Regions from separate parts of the Mus musculus genome. Here region 1 is linked to region 2. A link is a loop called in an ENCODE intact Hi-C map of the cell type or tissue named here. Cell type or tissue: heart. All regions are shown on one strand. Each heading gives the region's core, and the rest is flanking DNA. Links, peaks and the distances in the headings are about the cores only. Region 1 overlaps Slc38a10 (solute carrier family 38, member 10). Region 2 holds the start of Bahcc1 (BAH domain and coiled-coil containing 1).

Evidence for each region. Peaks named below come from ENCODE experiments on the same cell type or tissue, not always from the same donor. Only the 100,000 strongest peaks of a DNase experiment are listed, where the experiment ranks them.
Region 1: it touches region 2 in a loop (4-fold over the local background); 2 of 42 quality-filtered maps call a loop at or near these places.

Annotation. Positions count from the first base shown.
Region 1 is chr11:120,137,936-120,147,705 of GRCm38, reverse strand. It overlaps Slc38a10 (solute carrier family 38, member 10), which reads left to right. Exons shown (of 17, transcript NM_024249.5): 3 at 6,061-6,106; 4 at 7,020-7,113; 5 at 8,577-8,720; 6 at 9,725-9,770. Among named protein-coding and RNA genes, the nearest start is that of Gm11769, 7.6 kb to the left of the region's middle. In heart, for the core only: a CTCF peak has its summit at 4,733 (motif pointing left); a DNase peak (open chromatin) is centred at 4,965; H3K27ac peaks cover 5,051 bases.
Region 2 is chr11:120,228,199-120,237,968 of GRCm38, reverse strand. Bahcc1 (BAH domain and coiled-coil containing 1) reads right to left here and starts at 5,022. Exons shown (of 28, transcript NM_001347621.2): 1 at 4,862-5,022; 2 at 712-1,109. The coding sequence starts at 889. 2900052L18Rik (RIKEN cDNA 2900052L18 gene) reads left to right here and starts at 6,352. Exons shown (of 2, transcript NR_151480.1): 1 at 6,352-6,474; 2 at 6,671-9,770. Gm11772 (a long non-coding RNA gene) reads left to right here. Exons shown (of 2, transcript XR_001780401.2): 1 at 1-389; 2 at 1,763-2,785. In heart, for the core only: CTCF peaks have their summits at 5,285, 6,770, 7,854 and 8,688; DNase peaks (open chromatin) are centred at 5,178, 6,398, 7,418, 7,868 and 6 weaker places; H3K4me3 peaks cover 8,000 bases; H3K27ac peaks cover 7,747 bases.

The DNA of each region.
Region 1 (9,770 bases), core at 1,203-9,202, 90 kb after region 2:
CAGAGTGCTGGCAAAGCTGATAGGTCCTTCCCATGAAGTGGATGCTCTTGCTTGGGGGCCGGGGGCTTAGTCCTCTTGTTTAGCTCTTTTTCTTCTATTTCTTCTTAAGGAGTTTTTTGGAGTGCAGTACTTTTTCAGTGTTAATGCCAGCTGAGTGTAGTGGTGTGTACCTGTAACCCCAGCATTTGGAAGGGTAAGGCAGGATGGTAAGAATTTCAAGACCTGCCTCTGCTTGGCTTCATAGCAAATTTGAGGCCAGCTTGGTTTACATGGAGAAATCTCCAGAAAACAAAACATGGGCTGGTGGGATGATACAGCGAGTGACTGCACAGGCCTGGCAACTTGAGTTCAGTTCCTGGAACCCACAGACAGGTGATAAAAGTAGGAGGAGACCCAGTTACAGCGTTGTCCTCTGCCCTGCACTTGTTCAGTGTGGCATGTGTGCACCCATACACATGTGCACACACAGTAATGAACAGGACTTTATATATGTACAGACAGACACACACATATACTGTGAGTTTGTTGTTGTTTTTGAGACAAAGCTTCACTGTGAAGTCTGGTCTGGAACTTGCTATGTATATCAGACTGGCCTAGAATTCACAGAGCTGTACTTGCCTCTGCTTTCTGTGTGCTGAATAAAATAATTTTCAAAAGCATACAGTTAATAACACTGTTCAGAAATGAGGAAGCCTGGTGGTTCACACCTTTAATCCCAGCACTTGGGAGTCGGAGAGAGAGGTACATCTCCTGAGATTGAGGCCAGACTCGTCTACATAGTGAGTTCTAGGACAGCCAGGGTTACACAGAGAAACCCTATCTCAAAACCCAACCCCACTCCCATCCCAAATTGCCTGCTTTAGAATTGAGCTGAGAGGGAGGGTATAGAGCCACAGCCTCTCCCTCACTGAGCCCCGTGCAGATGTGTAGTGTGCAGATGACGCACACTTACCTTCCAAGCCAGCAGGGTCACCGAGCCCAAAGCTGCCGCTCACTTGCTGACTCTGGCTCCCTGTACCTGATGCCTTCCTGTTCCTGAAAGCCTTGAGTGGCTGAGAGGAACATTTCAGATTCCTGGAAGTCCCCGAAGGAAGCTCTTGAGTGCAGTGTGTGGCTGAGACTCAGTGCTCCATCTGCCCAAAGGGTGGGCCTCTCTCTCCGGACCATTGGTTGCAGTTCTGTTCCCTCTAGGTCTTTGTAAACAGTGCCAGCCACAGGGACTAAACAGAGCACTTACTATTTGTCTCTGGGTGGTTTGGCTTCAAGGACACTGAGGGGACCGCACTGTCTTGTTCTCCTCTTGTTGGTAGCATGTGAAGCCTGGGTCTCTGCCTGCCAGGCTTAGACTTTGCTAAGTAGCTTATGCTGGGTCTCTTTGGCATGGGGGTGAGAATGCCGCTCTTCTGCTTTTGGGACTTAGCCTTGTGGGAGAATATGAGAAGAGAATTCCTGGCCTCTTGGCGATTCCTCACCCAGCAGCCCCTGTGTGGCTGCAGTGTTGCTCTCACCTGAGTGTGCCTGGCCTTTCCTCCCTTCTCTCACTGTCAAAGAAGAAAATGGCACAGAGTTTGGGGGCAAATGAAGTAATGCAGAATAAAGTACTTCTTGACGACTGAATAGGAGTGACGTGCAGAGGGGTGGGCGCCCGGCCTCCACCTGGCCCACGTTAGAGATGCACGTGGGGCTTCTGCAGCGTAGCCTTTTGGGTTTTTTCCTAATCTGCTTTGCGGTCAGCACCAGTGCCTCGAATTGATTCTTAGTCTCAGAACCTAAGGGATGCTTTCCCACTCTTCCTCTTCTGATGACAGTGGTGTTCTGTCTTTTACTGCCACCTGAGGAAGTGAGGCTTATCAGGTAAACTTGACCCACACTGAGATGACCTAGTTCTGTCCTACCAGATGAAATGCTCCCTACTAGAGTCTGGGGAGTGAGGTGCCCGGGGCATGCCCTTGGTGGTGTAGAGCCAAGGTGCAGCGTATGGTCCTTTCCCTCCAAGATCTGTGTCTTGTGCTATCAATTGCCTAAGTTCCAGCCTAGGACTCCTGTGTCCTGAAAGGTGTGAACCCTGGGCTGGGCAGGTCATGGCATCTAGTAGTTGTTGGTTGGCCAGTCAGTTAGTCTTCAAAAGTTCCTGAGAAGTGAAACCAGTTTGTCCAGATGCGCAAGACAAGGGAAGCTGTCAGATGGACACCACCTGTGAATGCTGCTGCCTGGCTCCAGCTATATCTGAACGTTGGAACCACTGCAAACAACAGATTCCCATGTGCCAGTGATTTTGCACATTTGATCCTAAACAAGGCGGCTTACTTATATAGGCCCTCATAGAATCTTCTAGGCGCTCAGACAATCTCCTGCCCCCTCCCCTCCCCAGACAGTCTTCTGAACCCTCAGTCTTCCCGGTCTTCAGAGCTTTTCAGATGTCTAGGCAGTTTCTTGGAGTTCTGATCTTCCTGGTCCCCAGTCTCTCAGGTCCCCAAAGAGTCTTCTGGGCCTGTCAGCTAAGCGCTAGTTTCCATTTGTCTGCAAGGTGGGGAGACTGACTGTGTGGGGCCAGAGCAGCAGAGGGGAGGGCCTACTGTGCCACCTCCTGGCATGGTGGTCCTACAGGTAGTATGGAGCCCTCTTAGGAAGCTGGACAGATGCCTCTTCTCGCTTGTCCTTCGTTCTCTTGATGGGCTAGGCCTCAGTGTGTATTTTGTACCACAGCCATCAGAGTGCTTGGAAGGCTCAGTGAGCCCCTTCTTCCCTCAAGGTACAGCAGCCCTGACGGATGGCCTGTGTCTGTGGGTGCACGAGAGTGAGTCCTGGGTTGGGTCATGAGCATAGGCGCTCTGTGGATAAGTTGGGCAGATGGCCTTGTCCTCACTTGGAGACTATGGAAGAAGGCAGGAATTTCCAGGGTCGAGTCATGTCTCGAACAAGGAGCCTGTTTACCATTTGCACTTGATGGAGGACTGGGGACCTTTTTCCTCACATTTAAGTCTTAACCGTATTAGCAGCTGTGACAGTGACCTGTCCCATAGCCCTCTCCCCCAGCTCTGGAGGATGAATGTCTGCAGGGTGCAGAGTCATAGCACAGTAGGGGTTGTTGATGAATTTGGGCACCCAGTTGCTTTGTCTGTTTTTGCTGTAGTGAGTTTGGATTTTTTTTTTTTTTTAAATAAACCTCCTGCTTCTGTTCCCAGCTCGTTTCATCTCAGAAGGCACGTTAGGGTTTCTCATGCATGATAAAACACCATGGCCAAGTCCAGTTGGAGAGGAAAGGGTTATTTTATCTTATGACTCAGGCCACACTCGGGTCATCCCTGAGGAGAGTTAGGGCGGGGAGTGAAGCAGAGACCATGGAGGGAGGGAGGAGTGTTCTTTCTAGGTTACTCTTCATGTTTTGCTCAGCTTGTTCGCTTGTACAACTCAGGACGTCCAGGAGCGGCAGTGCCCACAGTGAACCGGGCCCTCCCACGTCAATCAGTAATGAAAGAAATGCCCTACAGACTTGCTACAGGAAATCTGAGGGAGGCGTTTCTCAGTCAGGGAGAAGACAACACAGACATATCAGTGGCTGTTGGGAATCTCTCCTACCCTAGGAGTGTGTGCTCCAGGAGGGAAGCACCTTCCATAGCAGTAGAGACTGTTGGCATCCACCCAAGGTGTCATTAGTGAATAGTGGATGTCACCATGGTTCTGTGTCCCCATGGCCTACGGTTGGAGTGCCTCTCATCCTTCATAGGCCTAGAGTAGTGCCCACCAGGGCATGGCAGCTGAGTATTTCTTCCTGCATGCCCTTGAGCAGTGTGATCTGTGCACCTGCCATGTGGTTTGGTAAGCAAGACTGTGAGGTGGAGTCCCCTGACCCCCGTTTCTATGCTGTTGGAGCCTCCTGGAGCGGGCAGTGTTCACTGTGCACCTGCCCAGTGCTGCTGGCCTTGTGTTCCTCGGCAGTCGGGGCTGTGGGCCACTCTCCACCTCCTCCAGAAGTAGCTCAACTGAAGCCTTCCCTACCTCATGTGTGCCTACCTGGTCGTCATGAGCAGCAACCTCCTCCCTGCCTCATCTCTGTCCCTATCTGTTCTATCTTGAATAGCACCCCTTTCTTGCCTTGCTGAGTGTTACAGAGAGGCGGAGGATAGAGTCAGTTCTACCTGTTGTCCTGTGGCCCTGTTTCTCGGGTCTCAGATAGGTCAGCACAAAGCCTAGTCTTGGCCTGGGTTTTGCTCAGAGTGATCTGGCAGAAGAGAGTGCTACCTCCTGCTGATCTCTTGACTAGCTGGTGACTTGCATTTTCCAATAGCATCTTCTAGGGCAGAGTATTCTGTGTGCAGGAGACCCACTTTCCTGTCAGAGAATAAGGAGTGAGAATGGAGAGGGAATGGGCCAGAGGTTCCACCTTCTGGGGCAGGCTGGCTGTCCTAGAAACCACTTTGTAGACTAGGCTGGCCTTGAACCTAGAGATCTGCCTGCCTCTGCCTACCAAGCGCTGGGACCTAAAGGCGTGTGCCACCACTGGCCAGCTGGTCCTCCGTGTCATATGCTGAGTGTTCTGGCACAGGACTTGGAGCGGATCCTTTGGTGACATAGCAGCAGCTATGGATATCACCACCTCTGGAGTTGTTTTAGTGTTTTGAGATTTCCTCAAGTAACGTTCTGAAGTGTGTTTTAATTCTTGCTAGATGAACTCAAGGGGTATGTATGTTAGGTTCCTTCCCAGCTGAGTCTGGGAAAGGCCAGAGTGACCCCTGGAGGCTGAAGTCTTACTGTTCTCAGGCCAAGCGGAGGCTGGTGCCAGCTGTCTGCTTTTTTTTTTTTTTTTTTTTTTGCCAACACTGTGCCTCTTCCTCAGTTAGAAGTAACAAGGATTTTGTTTGGTTCATTCATACCCAGTGTATGTGTTTCCTGCTGTCCAACCTCAGAGGGCCACTGGCCCAGAGTAGGAGAGGAAACAAGAGGCAGGAAGCTGGGGCTGTGACAAGGCTGAGGCCATCCTGTCACATGCACTGCCTGTGGCTGCTCCACAAGACTAGAGCTTACTTCCTTTGCTCTCTCATCTGGCTGGACCATGGGGGAAGCGGTGGAGACCAGATAACTGGAAAGGTCCGCTGAGGACCAGTGAAGTCAGCTTTTATTCTCATCTGCTGGCAATAAATAGTTCTGGGTCAGGAAGGAAAGACGGAGGTCTCTTTCCTGGTAGGACACTGCTGTGGCCATGCATGCCAGCCATCATCAGGGCTCTGTCCCTGGTTGTCCTGGGCACTGGCAAGTCTCAGAGGACTTGTTCCTCCCTTTCCCCAGAGTGCCATGCTTGCAAAGATTCAGTTTCCTTCTGTAAGTCACAATCAGAGGACATCTATGAAGCCCTCAGCAGCATCCTTGTGGAGCAGGGCTCTGGGGCGAGGCTTGAACCTTCTGGACCCCTCTTAAGTTTTCCCTCTTCCCCTGTCCCTAAGTGGAGCTGGCTCTGCCATTTTCATACTGCTCCAAGCAGTTTTGTTCGCAGCAGAACCCAGTACCTTACAGGGTCCTGGCTTCCGTTTTCCCCCTTCATAATTCATAAGAAACTACAGAAACCCTTGCTTGTGTCTCCCTGCTGTGTCTGTGTCTCTTTGTGTGTGTGTCTCCTTGCTTTTTATCTCCCTTGCTTGTGTCTGTGTCTCCTGGCTCGTATGTCCCTTGCTTGTGTGTCCCTTTCTTGTGTCTCCTTGCTTTGCTCCTGCCTTGTGTTGTTTCATTTGGGGATGGTAGGTCTAAAGAAGGTCTGGCACCAGAGTTTAAAGTATCTCCTTATATCCATGAGACCTCAAGCAAACGGATGCTCGTCAAACTGCAGCACACAGCTTTTCTCGGTGGCTTTTTTTTTTTTTGTTGTTTTTTTGTTTTTTTCGAGACAGGGTTTCTCTGTGTAGCCCTGGCTGTCCTGGAACTCACTCTGTAGACCAGACTGGCCTCAAACTCAGAAATCCGCCTGCCTCTGCCTCCCGAGTGCTGGGATTAAAGGCGTGCGCCACCGCGCCCGGCCTCTCGGTGGGTGTGCGTTGCTGTCAGACTGAGCGGTTTCCTTTTCTCTAGCGTTCCACGCCTACGGCAAGGCCGGGAAGATGCTGGTGGAGACCAGGTGAGTGGTGCAGCCCTGCTGAGTCCATCCTTCTTACTGGAGCCTGTCAGGGAGTGAACACTGAGTCACTCGGGGAGAGCTTACAGCGTCTAATGTGCTTCTGAGGAGTCCCTCACAGTCAGCTCACTGTGACTTTACCTCACAGTGACTGCTGTCCAAGTCGAAAGCCTTATTAAGTCTTGCTAAGATGTACATGAGAATAAGAGACTTGGGAAGTACAGAAAAATAGCTCTCTCAGTATAGCTAATCTTTTTTTTTTTTTAAATTAATCGTTGTATTTGTTTACATTTCAAATGTTATCCCCATTCCCGGTCTCCCTTCCACAAACCCCCCACCCCAAGAACAGGTAATCTTAACGCTGTTATGTAAATTGTGTCCCCAACTCTGCCACAGAAGGGAGGCTCTAAATTGAAATGCCACTTTTTTTTTTTTTTTGGAGAGTAAAATTTTAATGAGTTGGAAAAATTTGTCAGAAAATTACACTTTTAGGCTTCTTAATCAAGGGATTGTGAACACAGAAGAAAACAGTTTTTAGAAGCAGTTGATTATTCTTTTAACTTATCTAATATTTCTGTACCTGAAAGAGTTTCGGAAGCTCCTGAGGAAGGGAACTAGGATAGCACATAGAGACTAGTTAAGTGTGATTTGGTATTTACCCAAGAGAGACTAGTTGAGTATGGTTCAGCATTTACCCCAAGAGCAGTGGAGGTCCCCCAGACACCCACGGTCACAGTTGCCTCCAGCCCAGCCAGTTTATGGCAGTTCCATGTCAGCAAAGCCCAGGAACTGGATGTGGTCCTGGGTGTCAGACTCGGGGTACCTGAGTCTTGAGTCTGCAAAGGTGCTCAGCTTTGATCACAAAGCAGCACCTTCTTAAATCTGACTTCAGAGCCCTGGGTGTCTTTCTTCACAGCATGATTGGGCTGATGCTGGGATCCTGCATTACCTTCTATGTCGTGATCGGTGACTTGGGGTCCAACTTCTTTGCTCCGCTGCTTGGATTACAGGTAAGACACTGTTAGATATCTGGTCTGTTTTAATCCTTGTGGTTGCTGCCTGATGCCTCCTTTCCTTAAGCCACCTGGGACCTGTGCCTGCCAGCCACTCAAGTTCCCTGGCTTGGATTTCAGAACTTTGCTCGAGTAGTGTCTGAGAGGCACCAGGAGAGGGAGAGAGAGAGAGAGAGCAGGCTGTGATACAGCCTGATGGTGTACAAGGTGGAGGCAGGGAGGAGGAGGGGTAGGACACAGCAAATCATTGTGCAGGTCAGATGCCTCAGCCTTCCAGCGGTGCTCATCAAAAGGCAAAAGAGGCCAGGCCCTCGTGCAGCTTCTGTGCTGGGCTGTTGATCGGTACATTGAGGCTGGGAGTTGGGGCCCACCCTGCTGAGGAAGACTCGAGGGCACTGCTCCCAGGGCCTGTGACATAGCTCTGTGCATCCTCCAAGCTTGCCACTCCCTGACTGTGAAGGTCCCACCTGTGAACTGGACCCCACACAACCTTCCTCCCCTACTGGGGAGCAGAGCTGTAACCAGTGACCGCCTAGGGAAAGTGGGCATATGGCCCTGGGGGGTCTTTTTTGTGAAGACTCCTTTGTTTTTGTTTACCTGGTAGCTGGAGATGACTTTTAGTTTGTAAATGTGACAGCTGAGGAGATCCTTCTCGTGAATATGTGTAGGATTTGCATGGTGTGGGAGGACTTTGCAGAGAGTGGCCTGTGAGCCTGGCCCTGGTCTGTGTCTTCCCCTTTGGCTTTCTGTCCATCTCCCACACTGCCCTTGGGTCCAGCAGAGTTGTGGGTCAGTCTCTCACACAGTTACTTGAGTCCTTTCTCAAAACCCTACCGATCTGTGCCAGGGCCAGATATCTCACCTGCAGTTCTGAGAGACTTGCAGGATGGGCAGTATCAGCCTCTGTGGCCTCGCTGTCACCTGTGAAGAAGGTTCCAGGAAGTCAAACGTGCTGGCTGCAGATCAGTGAGATGGTAGATATCCCCAGATCGGTGCTTCTTAGTAGACGCCAGCCTGGAGTTTTGTGATGAATTATCTGGGTCAGAATTTCCTTCTGTGGTAAAGATAGCTCTGAGTTGTGTGGAGACGTGGTGACTCCTTCCACCAGCCGCCGGCACCAGCTGGGCAGGGTTTTTCCAGAGCAGTGCAGTTCCCGCGTGCTCTTGCCACATTCTGACACTGTGTAACGTGTTGGCTCTGGGTAGCTGATATTTTGGTCCTGACTAGTCTCATTGTGGAGCCTGGGTGGACCATGCTGGGCCAGAGGTGTTCAGTACTTTGATCCACGTGGCCACTGAGAGGGGAGCTTTCAGCCTGTACCTGCCAGACTTGACCACACCACCTTCTGCTTTAAGGCCTCAGTGTGCTCCTCAGCCTGTGGTGGCTCCTGCCCTGGCCACACTGGTAAGATGAGTCCTGGCAGTGAGTGAGCTCAGAGCTTAGAGCTGATTCCCTTCCAGGTGACCAGGACTGTCCGTGTGTTCCTGCTCTTCGCAGTGTCCCTGTTCATTGTGCTCCCGCTCAGCCTGCAGAGAAACATGATGGCCTCTATCCAGTCCTTCAGTGCCATGGCGCTCCTCTTCTACACCGTCTTCATGTTCGTGGTGAGCACCGGAGACACTGCTGAGGGGCTTGTTTGTGGCGTAGTCCTTCCCATAACCACATGTGTCCACGCCTTAGTCTGCTGTTGCCATCAGCTACCTTGGGGGGATTATGGGAAAGTGGCTTTGAGTCCTGTGGTAGAACTACTGCAATGTCGTGAAGGCCGTGTGCATGCCTGGTCTGTGAGCACCAGAGGCAGAGCAGTTGGACAGCAGGATCCAGAAGGGGCTTTGAAACCATAGTCCCTTTACCCAGGCTCTGGAAAGCAAGTGAGGTGGCTGTGTGTTTTATGGGAAGAACTTCCATGTGGAACATGGAACCAGGTGTATGTGCTAGTGTTTTGTCACATGGTGCCAGTTGTCACTTTTCTAAATGAGCTTTTTTGGGGATAGTCTGGAAGATGGGGTGTGAGGACTTCCTCCAGAGTCCTTAGCCTTCCTCCCTGACCCTGCTGAACCCTTGGGGGTTCACCCTCACTGCCAGGGAAGACGCTGGGTTTCCTGAGGGCAGGGGCCAAGTGTGCTTGCAGGAGCTGTGCCCTGGTCTGGCTGCAGGGGACCAGCCAGGGACAGTTAACTCCTGACTCATAGCCATGTCTTCAGTGGATGAGCTCCTGAAAGATGGCTGTCTGCCTGTCCAGGGCAAGGAGATAAAGGACATGCCCTTATGGAGGGCACTGCTCCCTGTCATCTGAGACGGGTTTCAGGGCTGAGGGAGGGAGTGAGCTTCTGCTTCTCTCTCCACTATGAGGCCCCACATCGGAGCAGAACCCCCCTGCAGCTGGGTACACCTCTCAGTAGTGCTCAGGCAGCTCCATGCATGGACTGGGTTCTAAGCCAGGGCCCAGGGACATAGGTGAGGTGGAGCCCCTGCCCCTTCAGACAGCCCCAGGCTACAGGAATAAGCCAGCTTTGATGTAGAGAAGAGCTGTGTGTCTCCTGTACCTCCTCTGTGGCACGGTTTCTACTCTCTCCTGACCCCATGTCTCACTCTCTTCTTGGTCTAGATTGTGCTGTCCTCCCTTAAACATGGCCTCTTTAGTGGGCAGTGGC
Region 2 (9,770 bases), core at 1,406-9,405:
GAACAACTCCGGGTCTCTGGTCTTGAAGCTAAAGCGCACGGACTCGCCTGCACCGAAATCCCGAGCGGGGCGCCGCTCTGAGTTCCCGCGGTGCGGGATGCGCGGTCCGCACTCGGGGCCACGCTTAGTTCGGCGTTAGCAGGATACCAAAGGCACTTGTTAAAGCGCATGCATCCCCTGCAAACCCATTCTCGCCCTGACACTTCAAGGCTTTATATAGAAACAGGATTTTCTCGTCTTACACTAGCAGTTCCCATTAGCGCTCCCCGGGCGCACACTGCTCTCTAATCCGCGGGCCGGACGCGCCCTGGCCCCCTCCCCCAGCCGCACAGTCGTTCTGTCCCTGCAGAAAGCGCCACCGAGTCTCAGACGCTGAACGTCTTAACGAGGTGAATGCAAAATGCAGAAAAGAGACTTCCGCAGAATTTACTTCTGCAGAAAGGAGTGGGGGGAGGGTGGCTGGGAGTTGAAGGCTTGGTTTGATGCCTGCTCTCGGGCTTCCCGGCGTGACCCAGGGTAGCCCGGGAAAGGCTGCTGGAAACGGCGCGAGCAAGCTCGAGAGCGCGGCCCGCTCGGCATTGCACAGGGAAATGAAACCGAAGCTCCGAGAACTACTCGGAGGAGCGGAGGGGAGGGCGCTCTTTGCACTGGGCACTGTTGCCGGCTGCGGCAGGGCCTCCCGCACCGCATCCGTCCCGGCGGGACACTGACCTGTGTGCGAAGCCATCGGCAGCGGCGACGGGAAGTACTTTCCGGGCTGGAAATGCGCGGCCGGTTGCGCGGCGGGGCCGGCGGGGGCGAGGCGCGCGGCGGCGGCGGCGCTGCGGTGGCCCAGGCTCCCGCGCTCCGATAGCAAATGCGGCGGCGGCGCGAAGTCTCGGCCATCCATGCCGGGCCCCGGCCCCGGCCCGCCGCCGCCGCCTCCAGCAAGCAGCGTGGCCGGGGCCTGGGAACGACTCGGAGTGCGGGCGGTGCGCGAGCGGCGCGCGGGAGGCGGCGTCCGGGGTCACCGGAGGCACAGATAGCCGAGCCGGTCAGCACACCGGCGGACTGGGCTTCTCCGCGGGCGGCCGCGCTCCAAGCCGGCGACCGCCGTGCAGGTCCATGGTCTGCAGAGGCAAGCAAAAGAGACTTGGTGACTAGGGGTTCTTCTCGCCCGGGGTACCCGCCCCTCCCGCTACCGGCCCCCTCCTCGCGCGCCAACACGAGTGGCATCCAGACCGGACAGCGAGGCTGGGAGCGCTCGGAGGACTCCCTACTGCACACGCTTACGCGCCGGGTCATTGGAGCCGCCCAGCACGCGGGTCCGCGAGCACACACGCACCGTCCGAGCCACGCTTGGCCTGCAAGAGCCAGAGGCAACCCAACCGCGCTGCGCGCAGCTTCCCTTTCTGGTCCCTGAGAGTCCCTGCGGCGAAGGCGCCGTTGCGAAGAGGCTGCTGGCTCCACTGGGTGATAAAAACCCAAATCTGCGAAGCCATCACGCACACTCGCACGCGCGCGCACACACACACTCACACACACGCACACCCTCTCCCCTCCCCCGCTGCCCAAAGGTGTCTCGGAGGAAAAAGCCCTGGGTCCACGCTTGGCCCCCCCCCAACCCCCGCCCGTCTTTCTGAAGTCCAGCTTTTACTACATTCCGCTTAACCGAATAACCATGCTAATTAAGCGAGTAATTTTATTGATTGTAACTCAAGAGTTCTTTTTAAAATAACCTTCCTTTTCTCCTCTCTCCCATCCCCCCCCATGCGTCTTTCAGTCCATTCTTTTGAATGTCGTCCCCCACTCAGCCCCAGTGGGACCGCCTCCCCCCGCACCCCCCCAGCATTGTGCCACAACCCCAGACTGGCGTCCCGGAGCTCCGGGCGCCCCTCGACCGCCACCGGCATCACCTGGGCCGCTACGCCGCAGTGCCTGGCCTGCTGTCCCCGAGCCCGGAGCTTCCCGGTGAGGCTGGAACAATCACCCCGCCCCCCAATCAAATTCGCCCAGGATCTTCCTCTGCGGATTGGGGGTTTGGGAGGGAGGGGGCTCAGAGAGTCAGAAATTGTTTTCTCTCTGCCTCCCAAATCGGCCACAATGTTTCTCCATTCAGCGCCTGCCCGGGATCACTTAACCAAGGCTGGTCTTCGCGTGGCACCTAGGTCGACCCTGCAAAGGAGCACAGACCAAGCATAGCTCAGCCTTCTCCTGCGTCTGGGTCCCAGCAGACCCGTGTCCTCGGGTCTTCCAGACCCATCTCGGACAGGGCCGGCTTAAAATGACCCTCCTCTTCTTTTTCTTCTACCCCTCCCATCGCGGAAGTCTGCTCCCGGGCGAAATCGGAGACAATTTCAACTCTGAGAGGAGCAACCCAGCAAGCGAAATAAACTGTACACCACCATGCACGTGCGACCAAAATCTCTCGGCCCTCCTCCATTTCGAATACTTCTCTCCTTATTTCCGAAATACGCATTGTTTTAATACTTCATCTCAGTTCCAATAGAATGGAGATATTCTTAACTGTGAACTTTGCAGACAATCAAAACCTTTTTTAAAGCCATTCCACCGTGACAACAAAGCGATTAAGATGTTTTCTATTTCGTAAATACCATTTAAAATTGCTATATTTTATGCTCTGGGTTCTACACTGTCTTATTTGCACACTATTTTGTGTCTGATTTAATCTATAACCGAAAACATAATGTATTAAGTGAATACATATTTGCTCAGCTGATAAGCTTTTTTTAATATTTATTCGGAGAATTTTGCATTGTAAATAAACGGGACTACACAAAGACTTCTTTGTGCTCGAACTGCATACAAAGGGGTTTGGGGCTCTCTTCCCTCTGGGGAGCTTCACTCTCCCCGGGTCCAACAAATAACTCGCTTCTCCACCGCGCGGGCCTATTCGGCGATAGCCACGGCGCGGAAGGCTCAAACAAGGCCGAGGCGTTGTTGGCGCCGGGGTCAGAGGATGGGCTGCCCGGGGATGGAGAGGGACTTGCGCGCCCCAACCCAGGCCGGCGCCTCTCGAGCCCCGGAGGGCGCCGAGCAGGACAAAGGGAAAGGAGGAAGGGGAGGGAGGTCAGGAACCTGCCGCTTCAAAGGCGCCGAGGGCCGGAGTGGGGTCGGAGGCTGCGCGCGCGGTACAAGGCTTCGCGACGGCCTCCGGGGAGTCGTGTGCGCTGGGCTTTTGTTCTGGGCCCCCCACCCCCAGTAAGACATTTCAAAGTGGGAGCGAAAGTGGGGGCTGCCGGCGATTCTCGGGACGCGGGCTCTGGGCTCAAGCAGTGGCTTTACTCTCCACCCCCTGCGGGCCGATCGCCGGCTCGTTCGTGCCTTTCTCTCAAGCCTGCTAGACTTTCTACGCAAACAAGGGGTGGGTTGTGTCTCCGGTACCCGCCGTTGCGCTTCTGAACGGACTAGAGGGGACTTTTCTTTGTGTTCTGTCCTGCCCGAGAGCTGCCGCGCCGCCCCGGTCTGCTCGCGCCCAGGGCCTGGGAAAGCCGGCTCCATACGGAGCGAGTAAGGGCAGAAACTGAGGCCACAGACCGAGAGCCGCGGCCGGAAGCTGAGATGCAGCAGATCGCCGAGTCCCGAGGCTCCGAGGCCTCCCCAAGCCAAACCCCGGTACAAGACACCGCAATGGACCCCGGGCAGGATTGGACCAGAGGAAACAGTGGCAGCGGGCAGAGAGCCGCGCGCGGCCGGAGAGCCGACGACGAGAGCACAGCTAAAGAACCCGAACCCCAGAAATCCTCCCCCGGGTGGCTGGGCGTGACCCCCAGAATTGTGCACCCTCCTGAGGCTTGGGCAGCACTCGTACCCCCAGCTCCTCAAGGTTTGCTTTGTTTTCAAATTTCGCATCGAAACGCCGGGTCTGAGACGCCTTTGTCCTCCGGTGGAGGCCAAGCTCTGGAGTCCGTGGGCTCCCTCCTGCCGAGTTTCCCGCGCGGGTGGGCGCAATGGGGCCTGCAAGGCCAGGCCGCAGCCAGGAGCGCGCCGGGAGCGAATGGCTCCAGCGTCGCTTCACAACCCGCTCCCTGCGAAACCCGCCCCCCCCCCATCAGCCCAGCTAGGAACGGGGACTGGGTGGTGCAAGACCCCCGCTCTGGGAAATGGACCGGTCCCCGGACCACGCCACGCGGGTCTTGGCCTGAGCCCGCGTGCTGCCCAGAACGCGCAGCATGAAGACGCCCCACTGTTCAGCCCCCCTCCTCCATCCCAACTCCCCCAGAGAGGGAAAAAAAGGGAAATGTTCTGAAAAGAATTAAGTCTGTGGGGAGCGGAACCTGAAAACCTGCCAGTACCCCTCTAATCTCCTGTCCCTTCACTGAGGCCCGGAAAGCCGTGGCCACGGAGAGCCGACCGTTCCCTGCGCCACGGAACGACCGGGCGGAGCCCATTCAAGATTGCTGGGGGAGGGGAGTAAGATGGGGGAGCAAATAATTGGGGTTCGCTCCTGGTTCCTCCAGAACTGGGCTCTCACTGACTGTCCATTCGGGGCTACCCGCGAGGCTCTTGCTGAACGAAGCTTGGCGGTCTCTGTCCTGTCTCGATAATTTATTTTTAATGCAGGGTGTCGATCGAGACAACAAGCGCTCAGAGCAAAGCAAGGACGCATTACGGGGGGAATTTTAAACCGATCGATAAAATTTTTCAGAAGAAAAAATATCGTACTCATATATATAGTCCATCTTTTAAAAAAAAGCCTTTCAACATCATAACGGATTTTAAAAGGGAAGCTCTATTATTTAACATCACAATCCTGAATTTCTTTTGCTTAAAAATGTAAACCCCCAAAAACCAAAATAATATAATAAAATAATAAAAATAGCAAAAAAAATTAAAAATGAAAGCAATTTGAGTTACTTACTGGAGGCTGTTTCCTGGATACAATTGAATGCAATACAATTAAATCAGTAAATGTGACTTTGGTTTGTATTCCTATTGGTATTTTCAATGTGCTGACTGTTGCACTGTGAATGCACGGCTTCCACAACAACGACTCTAGCGAGCCCATCCAGAGCGGCTCTCAAACCTGCAGCCCGGCGCGGCGAGCCACGGGCCCTGCATACTAATAAGCTCGTGCCACTCAGCCCGGAGCAGCCCGAGCGCTGATTGGCTGCTCGGCCCTCCACGGCCCTGAGCTCGTGCCACTCATTCGGCGTAAACAGGCCTCCCAATAGGCTGGCGCCGGGCCAGGGAGCTGCCAATCAGGGAGCAGCAGGGCTACTACCAAGCCTGATGGCGCCTAATTCAAGCCCAGCGACTGCGCAGCTCCTTTGCGCAGATCATTGCTGCTGAATGGGAATGTGGTGGCGCAGGGCGGGAGAGGAGCTAGGGATAGTGAGAACGGGTGTCCGTGTCCAGGGGAGACTTGTGGTTTTGTTTTTCCATAATTTGTCAGGTGTAAGGTTTGGGGCATTTTTATTTGTTTTTATGCACAAAATAAAAAAGAAGAAATAGCCTCACGCTGTAAACCAGATGCTCTGTCCATACCAAGGGTCTGTTTGGCAGGTGGCAGAACCTGCTGCACGTAGGCCCAACTTCCAAGCGCAGATTCTGAGTTACCCTGATGTACCTCCACTCCCAGGCGCCCCCCACCCAAACTAGGAATACACTTCTGCCTGAGGCATGCCCACAGGCTCCATATATGCCCTTCTTCCCCCTGCCCGAGAGGCAGATGTACCTTTCTTCGCCAGCCATCTATCTGTCCGCTCTCAATTATTATCTCCCTCCGCCACACTTTGCAGCGTAGCAACAATCGAAATGAAAATCGAGGCTCTGTTGCCAAGATAAGGATTTACTTTTTCTATCAGCCCCTAGATTTTAAAAATATCTTCACTTGATAATTTTAGGGGTGGTTGTCATGGTGTGAAAACCATGCTTAGCATTTCTCAGGGCCTGTCCCTGCATATTCGCAAATTTCTCTCTACAATGGAAAACAGCCTCTAAACAATTCTCTTTATCATAATCAGAATCAAAGCGCTTTTAAAATATTCTGCAAGCAAATATTTCGGTTAGAATTTGGTTGCCTACCCAAATGTTATTTATTCTCAAGAAGTAGAGGTGATGTCTTAGTGGCGATGAATACATAATTTCTGCTTCTCTTTTTCTCTGTGTGTTGGGGGGGAGTATTTAAGTAGATGCCAATCGACACAGCTATATTCCTTTGGATTTTTCCAGTCTCTTTCCTGCGTGGACACAAAGGAGTTAAATCTGAGATCTGTGGTCTCCTCTCTTTCCCCGCCTCCCTTGCTTCTGCAAAACGGTCACGATTGGTTGGCACTTTGCCAGCGGGCTGTCCATCACTAAGTGTAAACAAGGCGCTGATTGGCTGTTATCCAGTCCGCACCGGGCCTCCTGAAAAAAGCAATTACTGGCTCCGCGGTTTCAAGGCTGCCCAAGGCCGCTTGATGAAAGGAGATAAACCGGGGACGGTTTCCAGGATCCCCGCGGGCCGACCCAGGCAGCTCGGGAGCCGAGGTGCGGCGGAGAGCTTGGGGATCAAAGGCATCTGAAGAGAAAGGGGAAGCGGGCGCACTGCCGGGCCGGCCTGGCCCCCTGCGGGCCACGCTGACCTGGGAGGATGGGGGCGGCGGGCGGGGACTCCGGGATTTCCCCCTCGCAAGCGACTGGGCTTCGGCCGCCGCCCGCTCTAGGTAAGCCGGGGTCTCCGCAGGCCGCCGGACGGGGAACACAAGCCTGACTGCGGGGTGGAGGCGCGAGGCCAGCCCGGGATTGCGCCCTCTCCAGCGCGGTGATTGCTGCGCGCCGGGGCGCACGAGCTGCGGTGAGGCACATCTCCTGCAGATCCAGTACGCGATTGAATCAGGCCATCCTGTGAGGGATGGGCGCGAATTCCGGCTCCCGGTGGCTCGGTGGTGACCCGACGGCGAACGCCGGCCGGGCTTGGCCTGAGGTGAGCTCCGTTGTTCTGGTCCCTCCAGCGGCGGGCAGCCGTTTCCCGCTTCGCACGCACGGAGAGAAGATTCCCGGCTCGGGAGAAACCGCTGCTGGCAACGGGAGGCCCCGGAACGCGAGCGCCCCTGTTCTCGGTTGGTGTAAGCATCTCTTGCAAGCCGCAGATTTTCTGAGTGCTTGGAATTCGAGTTCCTCGCTATTTTCTTTCACTGATTTTGTTTACCGATCCAGGAATCTTTATATCTATCTCCCCGTTTAAAGTATTCTCCCTTACCCCATCCGTCCCTTCAAAAAGAAAAAGAAAAAGGGAAAAGGATTTTAAAAAAAGAGAGAGAGAGAAATAATTGGATGCTACAAGGACACAGCGTGGCAATCCTCCGAGCTGCTGCAACCTCGAGGGGACCCGGGAAGCCAGTGTGGGGGAGGGGCGCGCCTAGACAGCTTGCACCCACTCTTTGATTTTGCGTAACCCGGGTCCTCTAGGCTGGACCGGGAAGATCTCCAAGTGTGGGATCTATCCCTCCAGGGCGGGTGGAGATGGTCAGAAGGGCACACCGGTAATCCATCTGCACACAGGCCTGCTGCTAGACACGAGAACGCGAGGTTTCTTTCCTCCTCAAGCCGGTTTAGAATCTTGGGGATCAGCACCGCCGGATCCCTAAAAGCTGGGCAGGAGGATTTGTCTCCAACCCCGCCATGTTCTGTGTCCACCCCAACCCCGTTCTGTGTCGTCTCACATCCCCGAAAGGCTCCCAGAGTGTGAAAGGCCTCGGCTCCTTGCTGTCTCGCTCCCACCTCTGCGTCCTCTCTAACCTCAGTATTCACTTAAGTCTAGTGGCCTTTTTCCTCCTTCGCTCAATACTGTTTCAAAATAGTTGTTACAGCAAATAGCTGCCGACGCGCCTCTGGATGCCGCCAGAGGCTGGCAGCTGCCCAGCGCGGGCGCACAGCCCCCGGCAGTTCCACAAGACCAAAATAAGCTCCCGTGTTCCTCTCACAGGGCTCGGCCTCCCGGGCGGGCCCGGGCATGTCTGGCTGGGCTCGCTATCTGCTTGGAGCAAACCATCCTGGTTTCCTCCTTGACTTCCTGCTATCCAAAACTAACAAATGTTTTTCATTTTAGAAGAACATGGCGTGAGGATCAGGGTCCTTTCTAGAGCAGTGCTTCTCACCCTTCCGAATGCTGCGACCCTTTAATACAGTTCCTCATGTTGTAGTGACCCTCAACCATAAAACTATTTTCGTTGCTACTTCATTACTGCAGTATTGCTACCGTTATGAATTGTAATGTAAATATTTTTGGAGACACAGGTTTGCCAAAGGGGTCATGACCCTTTAGGTGGGGAACTGCAGGAACTAGAGGGAAAGGGGGGGGGGTGTTAGAAAGAGTAGAGGAGACAGGACTATAAGCCATAGGTCAGTCTTTGCACAGGTGTCTCTGCTGTCACCTGAAGTTTTAAAAAAATTGTATGTTATTAATGCTGCAACCACAAACACCCATTCGCTAGCCCAGGGCACAATGGCCTCTGGATGCACCGGCCACCTCCACAGCCTGTCAGATGCCCTACATAGGCAGCTGTGCTGCTCATATATCAGACTTCAGGCAATAGCGTGTGTGCCCATGAACACTTGTGCAGTTTTGAACATGTGCTCTGTCTACATGCTTGTTCTGTGGGCTCACACAGCATCCATGTGTGTGTGTGAGCCTCACAACACACCCATCACCTGCCTTAGACCCCAGGATCTCCTGGTACTCCAGTGGTAGGAGAAGGGAACTGACTCTCTGCCAGGCAGGCCAGGCAGCACAGCACGCAGGCAGGCACACATAAAAATAAATAAATGTAATTTAAAAAGACAGTTTGAATCTCACAACACACCGACACACGTCACACACGTACAAGCACTCTCAATTACAACTGACTAACCGGTAGTCGGAGCAGCCCATTACCCACAAACCCTGGTACCTCCTCCAGCATTCCCCCACTGCCCTTACAAGGCAGGAGACTGGAAGCAGGCCTAGGCCTCCCAGCTCCCAAATGACAGAGAGCCTACTGTGTGAACTCATTGAATAAATAATCACTTTTTAATACAAGGGGGTGGGGGTGTATCTCGAGTTACATAAAATTGTAAATGCCTGCTTGGGCCAGAGAACAGCGGCAGAGCCGCCACTGCTCTGCAGGGTAATTGTGTGTTGGGTGTCTCTCCATTGTTCCCTGGGCCATTAGTCAGAGGGCAAATTAGAAACAATTTCTTGACGACAAAAAAATTGACTCTTAATTCTTCCTACCAGAAGTGAAAGGGCCAAGTCCAAAGGCCAGGCCCAAGGCTGGAGCCTGAGAGCTGCAGCTTTGGGTCTGGAGGGGCAAGGAACCCGGAGGGAGAGGGTTTGCACGAGGACAGTACAGGTTGGAGGCTTGCAGGTTGGAGCCAAGCTGGGGAAGGTTGGGACAGGAGGGCCTGGGTAGGGGCTGACACTCCTCCCATCAGAGAGCCCACAGCGGAATTGCAACCTCAGTCTAGAATCAGGATTTGAAAGGATAGTTGGGGCATAGACAGACACACACACACACACACACACACACACACACACACACCCTTCTCATAGTGCTACAATTCAAAAGCCACCCCATGGTACTGGTTGGAAGAGAAGGATCCTTGCTCCTTCCCTGAGGTTTCTCAACCACATAGGGTCTTCCTAGCAGCCCTACTGAGGCCCAAAAAGAAATACTGTGGAGAAGGGGTCTGAGTGTGGCCAAGTCCTCCGTTCTGTCCCCAGATACACGTGTATTCCCCAGAGGTACCGGCTTGGTGCTCTGTGCCTGGGAGTGAGAGGAGAAGAGAATGGGGGTGCCCATCGC